3 separate regions of the Homo sapiens genome follow, and regions 2 and 3 are each linked to region 1. Evidence: chromatin contacts called from ENCODE Hi-C data. All regions are on one chromosome and are shown on one strand. Each heading gives the region's core, a stretch centred on a gene start or an enhancer-like site at or near the end of the contact. The rest is flanking DNA. Distances are from core to core; before and after follow the strand shown. Region 1 holds the start of LNX1-AS1 (LNX1 antisense RNA 1). Region 2 has its middle 190 kb from the start of LNX1-AS2. Region 3 has its middle 140 kb from the start of CHIC2.

Region 1 (4,608 bases), core at 1,525-4,024:
CTTGAGATGGAAACTACTTCTGCTGAAGATGCTGTGAACATTGTTGAAACGACAACAAAGGATTGAGAATATTACATAAACATAGTTGATAAAACAGCAAGGTTAGTAGAGGATTGACTCTAATTTTGAAAGAAGTTCTACTGAAGTTTAAATGCTATCAAACAGCATTGCATTCTACAGAGAATCTGCATAAAAATCTTTCACGAGAGTCAGTTCATGTGGCAAACTTCATTGTTGTCTTATTTTAAGAAATTGCCAAGCCACTCCCAACCTTCAGCAACCACCACTGTGATCAGTCAGCAGCCATCAACATCAAGGCAAGACTCTCTACCAGCAAAAAGATTACAACAAGCTGAAGCCTCAGATGATCGTTAAACAGCATGTTTTAGCAATAAAGTATTTTTAAATTGAGATATGTACATTTTAAAAAACATGCTATTGTACACTTGATAGACTAGAGTACAGTGTAAACATAACTCTTATAACCACAGAGAAACCAAAAGACTCACTTTCTTATAGCAGTCTGGAACCAAACCCACAATATCTCAGAGGTATGCCTGTACTATGAAGAATGAAGTATAAATTAATGACCATAGCAGCCATAGGGGACAGTGTAATCCATGTGACTTGGATGGATGTTGGGATGCTGACTGTGTGTTGGAAAATGCATTCAAGTAGCTTAGCTCAATGCCAGCATATAGTAAACTCTCAGTTAATAATTATTATTATATCCTTTAGTCCTTGAGTGAGGACATAATATTGAACAAATCATTTTCTTTCCAGACCAATACAGAAGATGAGGTGAAGGTCAGATCATAGTGTGTCCTGATTATTATTTAGGAGTCTGTACTTGATTTGGGGGTAGTGAACACACCTGGGAGCTCTTGTATAGAGTTGTTGCAGGATTGGAGCCGTGTTTCCAGAAGACAGAGATAGCAGCCATGTTCAATGAGTAGGCGGGCTGGAGTGGGAGAGATTGGATTTCCTCAGACACACTAGGAAGCTGTAATTCCAGAATGGAGTGAGGTGTTAAGACTCAGCTAGCCTGGTATCAATGTCGTCACAGCATTTGTGAGGCAACAATGCTTTCAAAATGGCCAGAGGGCCTCATTGCTTCAGCAACCTACAGTTAGCTTCCTGGCATGGTTTATCCATCCTTTTAATGTCAGTAAAGGGACTGGCGCCACTGTTTATCAACTGTGTGACCCTGGCTGGGTTGCTTAATGCTCTAAGCTTCAGCATTTCTTCATCTGAAAAGACAGAGATGGGTCTGGGCATGGTGGCTTACACCGGTAATCCTAGCACTTGGAGGCCAAAGTGAGAGGATCTCTTGAGCCCAGGAGTTTGAGACCAGCCTGGGGAACATGGTGAGACTTTGTCTCTACAAAAAATGAAATTAGTGGGACATGGTGGCACACACCTGTACTCCCAGCTTCTTGGTCTGAGATGGGAGGATTGCCTGAGCCCATGAGGTCAAGGCTGCTTTGAGCCAAGATTGTACCACTATACTCCAGCCTGGGTGACAGAGTGAGATCCTGTCCCCCCACCCCCAAAAAAAAAAAAAAAAAAGATTATTATCATCTATTTCATAGGGTTATTGTGAAGACTAAACAAAAAAATGCATTCAAATACCTTAACTCAATGTCAGCATATAACAAACTCTCAGCTAATAAGATTATATCCTTTAGTCCTTGAGTAAGGACATAATATTGAGCAAATTTTTTACTTTCCAGACCAACACAAGTTTGGCAGTTTAAAAATTCCTTTATCTCTTTAAGGTCACTAGGATCTCATTGGTGTTGCTCTAACATCATTTACAAGTGTGAATGGTATGTCCTTTCAAGCTATCAAATCAAACATTCTCTAGCGGTTTAGGTTTGGCAGTGTGGTTTTTGTAAATCTGTTGGAAAAGATGGTAACAAGGGAAGGGGAATGAGGGAGGGAAAATTGGCTTTTGTGATTATTTCCAAATCTTTCTTTGCTCAGAATGAATTTTTTTCCATTCCCTTGTTATACCAGACATGTTCTAGCAATTGCCTGTGGTATAGCCTACTTAATATAACCAAAGTAGTTTAAACATTAATTGAACTCAATCACCCGAGTACTGTTAGTACCAGGAGCTGACTGCTGAAGCCAGCTTACCCCTGCCTTATGCAGTCACTTCAGTTCAATCAGTATAGAGATTAAGGACCCACATTTACAACATCTCGGGTTTCCTCTGCCCACTAAGTTACTTTGCCCTAACATACTTAGAAATAATTTTAATTCTTTATTGTTCTTAGAGAGTTGAGTACTTATTAATTCATTAGGGAAAATGGACTAAGGTCACGGGTTTTGAAAATGCTCACAAGGAACTAGAAGCAGGCCTGCCATGTGAGATCTTTCCAGATGCCATAACGAAAGGAGACTCTTAAGGTGAGGCAGCTGTCAGCACCTACGGAAGACAGAAGCATCTCAGCCCTTTACATTCAAACTTGAGCCTCTAGCTGCTTGGAGGAGCCCCTTTTTCCACCAAGCTAGGTGTGGCTTGTTCCCATCACTTGTTGGTGTCCCCTCTGAACACTTCTATTCAAACTGAAGTGAAAAAAAAAACAATGCCAGTCGGTGCTGCTGGCTCATAGGTCCATAGAGCAAGTCCCTCATGGGCTCTGGCCTGGCTGTGAACCCCTGGCTCCAGGGATACCTGACAGAGAGTACCGGTCACAAGAACTCTGGGTTCTGACCTGGCTCTCAGGACCACCTAACTTTGGGATGTCCAGTCAGTTACTTCACTCCCCTTCTCTCAGCCTTAAACCTCCTCACTTGTAGTGTTTGACTATCACTGTCAAGCAGCAGGACAATTAGAGCAGCTGTTTTCTGTGTGGTCACAATGGGATGAAAGATGAGAAGAGAGCTAGGAGAGATTTCTTGGGGAAAGCAGATTCATCAGTTTAAAAATACAGTTTGAAAACACCAGCCTAGATGATCTTTGAATCTCCTTGCTCTGAACTCAGTGATTTCAGGCAAACCAGGGATGAACTGCTCAAGGCCACCAACTAGGCCTTGGCCTCTTCTTGATCATGAATCAGGCCTCTTCCATTTGTTAACAACAATGTCTGGTAGAAAGAACTGATGTTCCCCCAAGCCTGAAAAGCAGAGTCTTTAAGGAAGAAATTTTCAAAATTATCTGAGAGGGCAAAGTGGCAAATTGGTTCTGTTTTTTACCTCTCAATAAGCAAGCGATAAAACTGCAATTCATTCCATTAAAAATGATTCATTCACTTCTATTAATTCAGTAAACTTCAGCTGAAGGCCTCTGCATGCAGAGATATATGCAGAGAACCATGGAACAGCGAGAGTTTATGCCCTCAGGTTTTATGGGCATGATATGAGGTATATAAGAAATGAGTATAAGCTGGGAGAGGTGACTCACACCTGTAATCCCAGCACTTTGGGAGGCCGAGGTGGGTGGATCACCTGGGCTCAGGATTTCAAGACCAGCCTGGACAACATGACAAAACTCCGTCTCCACAAAAAATGTAAAAATTTGCCAGGAATGGTGGCATGTGCCTGTAGTCTTAGCTACTTGGGAGGCTGAGGTGGGAAGATCACTTGAGCTCAGGAGGCGGAGGTTGTAGTGAGACACTGCATTCCAGCCTGGGCAACAGAGTAAGACCCTGTCTCAAAAAACAGAAACAAAAACAAAAAGGTAAAAATAACAATAATGGGTTGAGTGCCATGAGAAATAGCTAGAAAGCTTTATAGGAAGTGGGCTGTTTAGAGCAAGGGAAGGAGGAATCAGGGTAGAGTTTAATTGGAAGGGCCTTGAAGGAAAAATTGGGTTTAAGCTCAGGATGAAAAACATTCCAAGCAGAGAAACTTACATTGACACAGAGGCAGGAAAATGGAAAACATGTATGAGGAAAAATGAATAGTTTAGTTTGGCTGACACTGAAGTTTGGCAAGAAGAGTAGTTGGAAAGGTCCATTGGGTGGGTGTCTTAAATAAACACTCTTTGTCCATTTCAGTCTTTCCAAGGTTGTACCACCTGATTCCAGATGGTGAAATTACCAGCATCAAGATCAATCGAGTAGATCCCAGTGAAAGCCTCTCTATTAGGCTGGTGGGAGGTAGCGAAACCCCACTGGTCCATATCATTATCCAACACATTTATCGTGATGGGGTGATCGCCAGAGACGGCCGGCTACTGCCAGGAGACATCATTCTAAAGGTAGAGACTGTGGCTGTGGGGCTGCAGCAAGGGGCTTGATATAAAAAAATGCTTCTGAGCAAACAATTGGATAGATGGATGGATGAATGAGGGAAATGGTAAAATAAATGTGGATAGTGACTTTCTATCATTTTATGACTCTCTGAGATTTGTCATTTAATTGAGATCTTTGTTTCTCTCTGTCTTGCTCTTTCACTCTCTCCCCCCTTTCTCTCTGTATATAAATATTTATCTGTCTCTATATCATTTTGTCTGTCCACTCTTCTGCCTTCTCCCTTCTAGCTTTTTCAATCTTCCTCTTCATTCCCTTTCTCCACCTCCTCTTTCTCCTTTTATCTCTTTTTTTAAAGAGCATTAATATAAAATAAAACTGGGACATATATTTTCTTAAATTGTTT
Region 2 (5,031 bases), core at 150-2,649, 280 kb before region 1:
CCCTCCATTTTTTGCCAGTGTGTCTTCCTGGCCTAACCCAACCAGCTGGAAGTCTGAGACACAAGAGCCTGTGAACTGCAGCCTGCAAGGATCAGCCATCGTGAACTAAAACACAGCAGGCAAAGAGGGAGGATGGATTCAGGGCAAACAGATCCAGGACCAGTACTGCACCTTTAGGGAACTGTGAGTATAACTAGTGTGCCATAATGACAGCCAACATGTATAATAAGCCTTTACTAAATGCCAGAAATTATGCCAGATGTTTAGCATTTTCTATGCATTAACCTCTTTACTTAGTTTAGGTAAGGCACATAAAGAGGAGTGGGAGGAGATGACACTGGGATGTGGAATTAGAGCCAGGCTCACATAACAGAGGGCTCATGTGCCACGCCAACGGGTTTGCACTTTGTCCCGAAGGCACTTGGGAATCAACGAAGGGTTGGAAGAATTATACAGTCCGAGTAGCATTTCCAAAATATCATTTTGTGATCGTGTCTGAAGTTGTGAGGATTGCTAATTCATCAAATAAATAACGGAGGTCTGATGAAGAAGAACTGGGAGTGGGACCAGCTTCCCTTCCTGTTTCCCTCCTCAGAACAAACAGCCTCACTGCTGAACACTTGTGTCATCTGTTGACATAACTCGGATCTTCGTTTACTTTAGCTCAGCAAAACTGGAGTGGCAGACCTTTTTAAAACAAAATATTTATGACTAATCTATACAATAGTTACCATAGTTAATGTATTAATATATTACTCACCTCATTAATACACTTCTGGAGAAATCTACATCCTAGCAATGTTTTACAGAGTTTTTGTTCTATCTTCTAGTTTCTAAAAGTATATTATGGACCTTTTAGTTTTCAACTTTTAAGATAAATCAGTGTTGTTTGTCACTGGGTTGTGGAGGTGGCAGTTGGAGCCAGAACCTCAGATTAACTTGAAGTGTTGATACAATGTTATCACAGAGACAAGACTTATGGCCTTCAAAGGGACATTTAGAATTCCTCTCTTCCAATAACCTCTTTCACAGATGAGAAAAGTGAGCCCACACAGATAAAGCGATTAGCCCAAGGATGTGAAAGTAGTGAGTGGAGGTAGGACTACAACCCAGACTCCCAAACCAGTACTCCTTCCACTCTTGACATTATTGCTAAGGTGTTCAGAGCTAATAAGAAGCTGTCATTTAAAACAATATTACTCAGGTGGTAAAAATTCATCTCACATGGAATTACGCAGAAAAGGGAGTTTATTGGCTCTGGAAATAGTTTTAGGGGATACCAATTTCAGGCATGAGTCAGTCTAGGGAGTCACTATTGTCATCAGGACTAAGCCATGTGCTGTTTCTTGGAAGACTTTCTAGGCTGCTTTCATTCAGTCATGCTCAGCCAGGATGGAGCAAGGTTGTAACCAAATGTCCCAGGCTCTCAACTCATCAGCTTGGTATCTTCAGTGGAAAGGATGTATTTCTTTTCCAAGAATGTGAAAGTCTAGGTATTGAGTTTTATTGGTTTAGTTTGGGCCGTGTGTCCGTTTTTGAACCAATCACTGGAGCCATAGTGAATGGATGGCTCTGATTGGCTAGGTCTGGCTCCTATGTCTGTGCTAGCTTCAGGGGATGGGCTCCACTCTCTGTTTTGGAATTATATATTTGGAAAGTGAGGATGGTAAGATTTCCTGAAGGAATATCAAAGTTCCATCAAAGCAAAAAGGTTAAATGGGTGCTGGGCAGGCACAAACAACTGAAATATACTCCAGACACTGAGACTTATGTCTAGTACAGTGGATTTCTAACATTGGCGAGGTTTTCCTATTGGCTATTATCTTGCTATAGGAAATAATCCCATTTGGGTAAAATGGACTTCTCTTGTGCAAAGTGCATGCTCCACTATGAAATTGAGAGAAGCCAATCGTTCCACGACTTTTAGCCTGTGAAAAGATGATGATCCTGAGTTGAGGTAATATACCTCCACCACCCGCTATGGATCCATGACTGTTGCATCCCAAACAATTCTCTGAGAAACACTCTGTTAACAAAGAAGTTCTTGCCTCAGCTCTGCTTTATAGCCACTCTAGTTAAATAAACTGCATTAAGCATCCAAGATGCCCAGGGAAGCTCAGAGAAAGGAGCTTGAAGTCAGGAGAGTTTGTCTGTTCAGAGCTCTCCCAAAGGAAACAGGGATCCAAATGAATCTGAGCATTGAAATGAAGAAGAATAAGCATGCATGTCAGCATCAGTGTATATTTGGCGGCTTCACTGGACTTGTCATAATCTGTGACAAATTAGCAAAAGCAAGTCAATCTTAGTAAGCAAAAACATATAGGATGTTGTTCCATTGTAATTTAAGCTTTACTGCTTCTATTTTCTGCCTCTGCTCTTTTAGTTCAAAAGTGTATCAAGAATAGTCATGGAAGTTTGACAAAGCATTGTTCATAGGCTTGTTTAAAAGCTACCATCTCTTCGTGGAGAGCAGAGATAAGTGGAGAACTTTGTAAGCATGTTTACAAGGTCAGAAACCATTTTTTTAATCTGAAAAAATAATTTGAATGCATATGGCAAAAGCACAATTCAAAAGTTAAAGGGAAAATGACAAAAATTGAAGAACTATATAACGTATTAAAATCTGATAAAGAATACCTTTTATCTCTTCGATATACTGATTTCTTCCTTTTGGTGTGTATTGCTGTGGGATTGCTGGATCATACAGTAGTTCTGTTTTTAGTTTTTGAGTAACCTCCATACTGTTCTCCCTAAATGCTTGAGGCAATGGATAGCCCAATTACCCTGATTTGATCATTATACACTGTATGCTTGTATCAAAAGATCACATGCACCCTATAAATATGTATAACTATGATGTACCCATAATAATTAAAAATAAAAATTTATTTTAAAAAGAATATATTTTATACATAAAAGGTTCTTACAAAGAAATAGATGAATACCACAACAGAAAAATGGGATAAAAGCATGAATAGCAAATTAATAAAAGAAAAAGAAATGGACAATACATATATGAAAAATTATTTGACCTCACTAGTAATTAAAGAAACAAAATTAAAACAACGAGACACAACTTTTGCTATACTGAATTAGCAAAAGACAGACAATACCCAGTGTTAGTCATGAGTATAAGAGAAGGGAGTATAGACTGATAAAACTTAGAGTGGGGGTTAAATGTTGAGAAAGTTGTAATTTGGCAACAATCATTCTAAGAAGCCACATAACATACATATCTTTGACTCAACCCCTCTAAAAATTTATCCTAGAGAAATAAGTTAGGAAATATTTAGCTACGGGGAGTTTTTGATAAGAAAATACTGGAAATAAGGCTTGGCATGGTGGCTCATGCCTGTAATTCTAGCACTTTGGGAGGCTGAGGCAGGCGGATCAATTGAGGTCAGGAGTTTAAGACCAGTGTGGCCAACATGGGGAAACCTCGTCTCTACTAAAAATACAAAAAATTAACCGAGTGTGATGGCACATGCCTGTAGTCCCAACTACTCGGGAAGCTGAGGCAGGGGAATCACTTGAATCTGGGAGGCGGAGGTTGCAGTAAGCCAAGATCGCACCACTGCACTCCAGCCTGGGTGACAGAATGAGACTCTGTCTCAAGAAAAAAAAAAAGAAAGAAAGAAAAGAAAATACTGGAAATAACCAAGCTGTCCAATTGAGAATTAGTTAAATATATTATGACACTTTCATTGCATGCATCATTAAGTGAGAAAATTTAAAATATAAATAAGAGGTTAGTGTAATCTCCCATTTGGTTTTATATATAAAGGCTTTGAGGAATATTCAAGAAATGTTAACAGTGATTTTCTTTTTTGCCCATTTGTAGTTTCTAGTTTATCACAAATGAACTTAAATGGGAAATATAACGATAAAAAAGAAAGAAAAGGAATGTTAAACTGCCTAGGTTAATGGAGGCTTTTCTCTAGCATCTCTCTCTCCCTCTTCTGGGAAAAGGAATAGTACTTCTGCTCCTTTCTGGGATGCTTCTACAAATCCCTCAGGAAGACAGAACTGAAACATCCATTTGCTCTGCACAGAGAGGATTCTGATTTAATGACGGGGATCTGTGCTTGGCTCCTCCTGAGTTTGAGAGAGTCTCTGAGCAGTGATAAGCAAGCTTGCTCAAAAAGGAGGCTTTTCATCTTTATGCCTAGACAAATAATTCTGAGGCTGAACTAAGGCTGGCTCACTATATCAATGTTAAGGAAAAAAGGCTTTTCACATGCAGTAGGCAAGATTTCTGTTTATTTTAGATAGAAAATGTTTCTTGAATTCCCCACTGTCTTTGCACACAGATATTTATCAGCTTTTATGAAAAAAGAGGAAAAATAAAAGAGAAGACAAAAAGAGTTCAATAAGCCCAGTTTGTCTACAGACCCTATCTTGTGTATGTTTTAAGACTGCCACTTCCAATCTCCTTCTGAATTTTAAAACTTCTTTATAAGATTCCCTTTTGGTATCTCTATGCTTTTCGGGGAAAGACACTTGGTGCTGATTCAAGTCCTTTCATGTCTGACTGACAAAGCTGCATTTTATTTCGATTCAGTCATATTGAACTTATTTTGAAAATTACATATTATGTCCTGCCCCCTGATCAATGGGTGCTCTCTTTCCCCATCCTCTTAAGCTCACTCTTAGACTTCCAAGGAATTTAAGAGATGTGAATCAGAGCTCTGGGATGGAATAATAGAAAACCAATATTTCTAAGGTCCAGGAGTAAATGGAATTGACATATTTTCAAATGCTTCTAGCTTCCTGAAACCCTCACTCCAACCTCAGTTCATCTCATTCAATTTCATTTTATTTCATCTTGTTTTGTTTCATTTTTCCACCTAGACCCCTCGTTTTTCTAATGGAGTCTGATGTGAATGGAATTGCAGTGTTATACTCTCCCACCTGATGGATAATTTCCTGCCTTGCACATTGCAAGACAATCTGGTGAACACTCCTTCCTCCTTCTGAGCCAAAACATTTCATAATTCTTCAGTCCTTCACAGGAGGCTCCAGCTCAGAAGC
Region 3 (4,666 bases), core at 2,089-4,588, 420 kb before region 1:
GCGTGAGCCATCACGCCCAGCCTAAACTTTTCTTTATTTTAGTGTGTGTGTTTTCTTTTTGAGACAGAGTCCCACTTTGTCGCCCAGGCTGGAGTGCACTGGCACTATCTTGACTCACTGCAACCTCCATCTCCCAGGTTCAAGCGATTCTCCTTCTTCAGCCTCCCAAGTAGCTGGGATTACAGGCATGCACCACCATGCCTGGCTAATATTTGTATTTTCAGTAGAGACAGGGTTTCACCATGTTGGCCAGGCTGGTCACGAACTCCTGACCTCAAGTAACCCACCCATCTTGGCCTCCCAAAGTGCTGGGATTACAGGTGTGAGCCACCACGCCCAGCCTATTTTAGTGTTTTAGCAAAATCTTTTGAACACGATCAAATAAACTACCCATTGGTACTTAACTGTATTTTCATGAAAACTGAAAAAGTTAGGAGGCTTTACAGGGTTCCAGTGAAGCTGATATGGACGTTGAGCATTTAGAGGTCTCTCAATAAACATTTGTTGATTGGATGAATAAGTAGATACTGTAATGAGTTAGCTGAACCGCCACGTTGGAGAAGGGGAACATGAGTCAAATATCATTGAATTAAACTCTTTTTCTTTTTTTTTTTTTTTTTGGAGACAGATCCTTACTCTGTCACCCAGACTGGAGTGCAATGGCATGCAATTCTCCTGCCTCAGCCTCCAAAGTAGCTGGGATTATAGGCGTGCACCACCATGCCCAGCTAATTTTTGTATTTTTAGTAGAGACAGGGTTTCACCATGTTGGCCAGGCTGATCTCGAACTCCTGACCTCAGGTGATCTGCCCGCCTCAGCCTCCCAAAATGCTGGGATTACAGGTGTGAGTCACTGCACCTGGCCAAACTCTTTTTCTTTAGTGTGACAGTTAGAGATTAAATGTGAAAAAAAGGGATGAGTGAAAGGGACAAATTAGGCAAACTCTTTGATTTGAGGCCTGAGAAACAACTTTGAGTCATGGTGACTTGTACTGAGAAAACAGACTTGAGTAAGAACGGATTTGGGGCACAGAAATCAAGAGTTCTGTTTTCAGGGTTTCTCAGTCTAAGCTCTATTGACATTTTGGGCCAGATAATTCTTTCGGGGACTGTCCTGTGCACTGCAGGATGTGCAGCAGCTTCCCTGGCCTCTACCCACTAGATGCCTGTAGCACACCTCCCCACCACCCGCAGGTGGCTTCAAACGTATCTCCAGATATGGCTGAATGTCCTTGGTGGGGCCAAACTCCCCAGGTTGACAACCATGGGATTAAGGTGAAGACCCTGTGAGATCGCCAATGGGAGTGGGAGAATAAGGGTGGGAGTGGGGAAGGGGAGTGTCCAGTATGCAGGAGAGAGGCCTGAGAGAGGCATAAATTGCAGCAGATGAACGTTATAGTCGATATCAAGAACTTTCTGGCAAATGGTAACATTCTGAAATGCATTGCTTTTGGTCTCAGAAGTTATAGGGACAAGGACCAAGAGCTAGTTGGATACCCTGTGAACTGGAGGGAGCCAGATGGGCCTGGCCTGGAGCCCTGGTTCAGACACTTAGCATCACTTAACAGCTCTGGGCCCATTTCCTCATCTGTCAAATGTGGCTAATAGCATCTGCCTCCTGGAGCTGATAAGATTAGAGATATGCATAGAGATTAGAGATATGTATATAAGCTATTGAGACTGGCACCTGCCATGAAGCAGGGCACTAGAAAATATTAGTAATTGCTGTCACTATTCCTAATATCAGGTTTTATGTTGGCACTTTCCTGCTGGGAGCTCAGGAACTAACAGTAGGCCACCTATAAAGCCTTTTTGGGTCTATCATCCTAATTGAAATCTATGCAAGCCTTCCTGTGGTAGTATTTGAACGAAAAATGCAATTGTCTAGAAAGCAATTGCCATTTAAACTGTCACAGAAACAGTTAGAATAATACTGTAGATATTTTTATGTTTCAGCCCAAATGTACTCAAAGTGGTATCCGATTCCTGGCAGGGAACACTCAACATGTCTTTAACAGCTGAAAGAAAGCATCCACCTAGGTAGATATTTTACGTCTTCAGGGGGGAAAAGCAACATTTCTGTATAAAAATGTTTCATTTATTATTTTTTATATATTTTAAACAATGAAAATGTCATGGAGCAGCCCTTGGTTGGCTATGTCCCAGACCAGCCACTGTTTCATGTGCATCATTTCCATACAGCCTTCAAAACAACCAGTTGAGGCCAGGCGTGGTGGCTCATGCCTGTAATCTCAGCACTTTGGGAGGCCAAGGTGTGCGGATCACTTGAGGTCAGGAGTTAGAGACAAGCCTGGCCAACATGGTGAAACCCCGTCTCTACTAAAAAATACAAAGCTGGCGTGGTGACGCGCACCTTTAATCCCATTTACTTGGGAGGCTGAGGCAGGAAAATCACGTGAATCCAGGAGTCAGAGGTTGCAGTAAGCTGAGATCGCAGCACTGCACTCCAGCCTGGGCAACAGAGCAAGACCCTGTCTCAAAAACAAAACAAAACAAAAAAACCAGCTGAGTGCATAGTTGTATTATTCTCTTTTCACCAAGGAGGAAAATGAGGCACAGAGAGGTTGGGTACTTGCCCAAAGTCACACAGCTATGTGGCAGAGTAGGAATTTGAACCTAAACATTCTGCCCCTAAAGCCTGAACTTTTAACCACGGCACTGTATGTAGCTCACAGGAAGATTGAAGGGAAAACTTCTGGAGACATTAACAACGTCCAGACAAGCACTTCTCCATTTATTATTCACTTGTCCACATTCCCCATCTTATTTTCTTTCACACACACATCGTTGGTATCCCCTTTAATTTCAATTCTTTTTATCTTTTTTTTTCCAAGAAATATTTTACCATTATATTTTAATACTATATATAAAACATCAGGCACAAGAGAGCCCTTCAAAAGAAAAAGCAGAGCGTGCCTGAAGAAAATGCTTCTACAATGGTCTTTATCTCATACAGCTGAATATAATTTTCCCCCAGATGTTACTCTAGTCACTTATTAAATTAATCTTTCCTGTTTTAATACCTATAGAAACTGCACCAAAATCTGAGCTGTTCAAAGGGATCTGCAAACCAGGTAGCTGATACATTTGTAAACATTCCCTTTGACCTGTTTGATCTTCATATCTTCATTCACAACCACACTAATTGAGCTGATTGAGGGCAATGTCATTGGGTCTTTTGCATATTCAAATTTTCCAGCCTCCTCTTTCTGGATGTGAATGAGGTTCAGAAGAATGGGTGGGAGAGGCCCAACTGACTCAGCCAGAAATACCGGGTTGGCCCTTTCCTGGGGCAAGCAGTGAGGACAGCACTGAGTGGCTTAAATGAGTGTTTATCCCAGCTGCCGCCCGCCCCAGCTAGGAAGGAAGTCCTTACCATCTGGGCACAGTTGCTTTGGGCTACTTGGAGTGTGGAAGGAGACACTCTGCTTCCTCTAAAGCCCTTTAACAATGTTGCGGACCAAAGCTTCATGATTTTTCAAGAGGAAAAGTCCTTGACAGGCTCCCAGGACTCAAATCTTCTATTCCTGAGAGATCTATCACTGGCGGTGGGGGGCTCAGCCCCCTGGAGCCAGTTCTCCTCCCTATACTAAGGTGGCGGAGAGTCTCCTAAATAGAACAGAGGTGCTAATAAGCTTTGGGGAAGAAACAAACAGAAGAAGCTCAAAAAGTACAGAAACTGTCAAAGTGGATATTTTAAAAGCCTCCCACTGGAGCTCGTCTCCTGTGTTCCCTCGGAACTGTGAAACTTTTAAAATGTTGAAATCATTAGCCCTATTATTGTGTCAGTCTGCCACATTCACTTCCATCTTTCCATTTCTATCCACCCACCAGCCACCCCGCCTCTCCCAGCAAGCTGAATTACACCACATTCAAATCTTCTGCAATGGAACTCCCTAAAATATGCTCTTTTTTCAAAATATGTTTACATTCAAGTCACTCAAGTGCTACATTGCTGAGTCAAAGACTTCAGACATTTTAAGGAAGGATAGAGAAATAGGAGACTAGGGCCTGTGGTCTAGTGTTCTGTAGTATTCTAACTCTTTATCCTCTTCTCCCAGTCCCCAATCTCACCCCTTATCTATGGTCTTTGGCTGTTCTGTTTTTTTGTTTTTTTTGGGTTTTTTTTTTTGAGTTTTGTGCTTGTTGCCCAGACTAGAGTGCAATGGCATGATCTTGGCTCACTGCAACCTCTGCCTCCTGGATTCAAGTGATTCTTCTCCTCAGCCTCCCAAGTGGCTGGTATTACAGGACTGTGCCTTCATGCCTGGCTAAGTTTGTATCTCTAGTAGAGATGAGGTTTCACCATGTTGGCCAGGTTGGTCTCGAACTCCTGACCTCAGGTGATTCGTCCACCTCAGCCTCCCAAAGTGTTGGGATTATAGGCATGAGCCACGACGCCCAGCCGTCTTTGGCTGTTCTTTGATGTAAGGAGGCAAGAGCCTGGATTGGTGGTGCATGCCTGTAGTCCCAGCTACTTGGGAGGCTGAGATGGGAGGATTGCTTGAGCCCAGACATTTGAGGCTGCAGTGAGCTATGATGGCACCACTGCACTCCATCTTGGGTGAAAGAGCAAGACTTTGTCTCAAGAAAAAAGAAAAAAGAAAGAAAGAAATGAAGGAAGAAAAAAGGAGTCAAGAGGAAC

Evidence for each region. A loop is a pair of places that touch in the nucleus more often than their neighbours do. Pooled maps may share reads with other maps.
Region 2: a map of IMR-90 shows a loop between it and region 1 (2.5-fold over the local background). The contact joins the enhancer-like site here to the promoter of LNX1-AS1 in region 1. A Hi-C loop is called at or near these places in 1 of 168 maps with a recorded cell type or tissue (IMR-90) and 2 of 50 pooled maps.
Region 3: a map of heart left ventricle shows a loop between it and region 1 (2.5-fold over the local background). The contact joins the enhancer-like site here to the promoter of LNX1-AS1 in region 1. A Hi-C loop is called at or near these places in 2 of 168 maps with a recorded cell type or tissue (heart left ventricle and heart right ventricle), 1 of 37 single-sample maps with no recorded cell type and 2 of 50 pooled maps.

The regions. Positions count from the first base shown.
Region 1 is chr4:53,498,243-53,502,850 of GRCh38, reverse strand. It overlaps LNX1-AS1 (LNX1 antisense RNA 1), which reads right to left and starts at 2,774. Exons shown (of 4, transcript NR_046622.1): 1 at 2,724-2,774; 2 at 2,349-2,434; 3 at 875-1,003. LNX1 (ligand of numb-protein X 1) reads left to right here. Exons shown (of 11, transcript NM_001126328.3): 5 at 4,008-4,210.
Region 2 is chr4:53,777,404-53,782,434 of GRCh38, reverse strand. No RefSeq gene overlaps it. Among named protein-coding and RNA genes, the nearest start is that of LNX1-AS2, 190 kb to the right of the region's middle. Within about 2 kb of position 1,399, at least 3 of the 41 ENCODE cell types and tissues checked have a DNase peak (open chromatin) inside an H3K27ac peak, as active enhancers do; they include IMR-90, where a contact is called at or near this core.
Region 3 is chr4:53,919,010-53,923,675 of GRCh38, reverse strand. No RefSeq gene overlaps it. Among named protein-coding and RNA genes, the nearest start is that of CHIC2, 140 kb to the left of the region's middle. Within about 2 kb of position 3,338, at least 5 of the 41 ENCODE cell types and tissues checked have a DNase peak (open chromatin) inside an H3K27ac peak, as active enhancers do; they include heart left ventricle, where a contact is called at or near this core.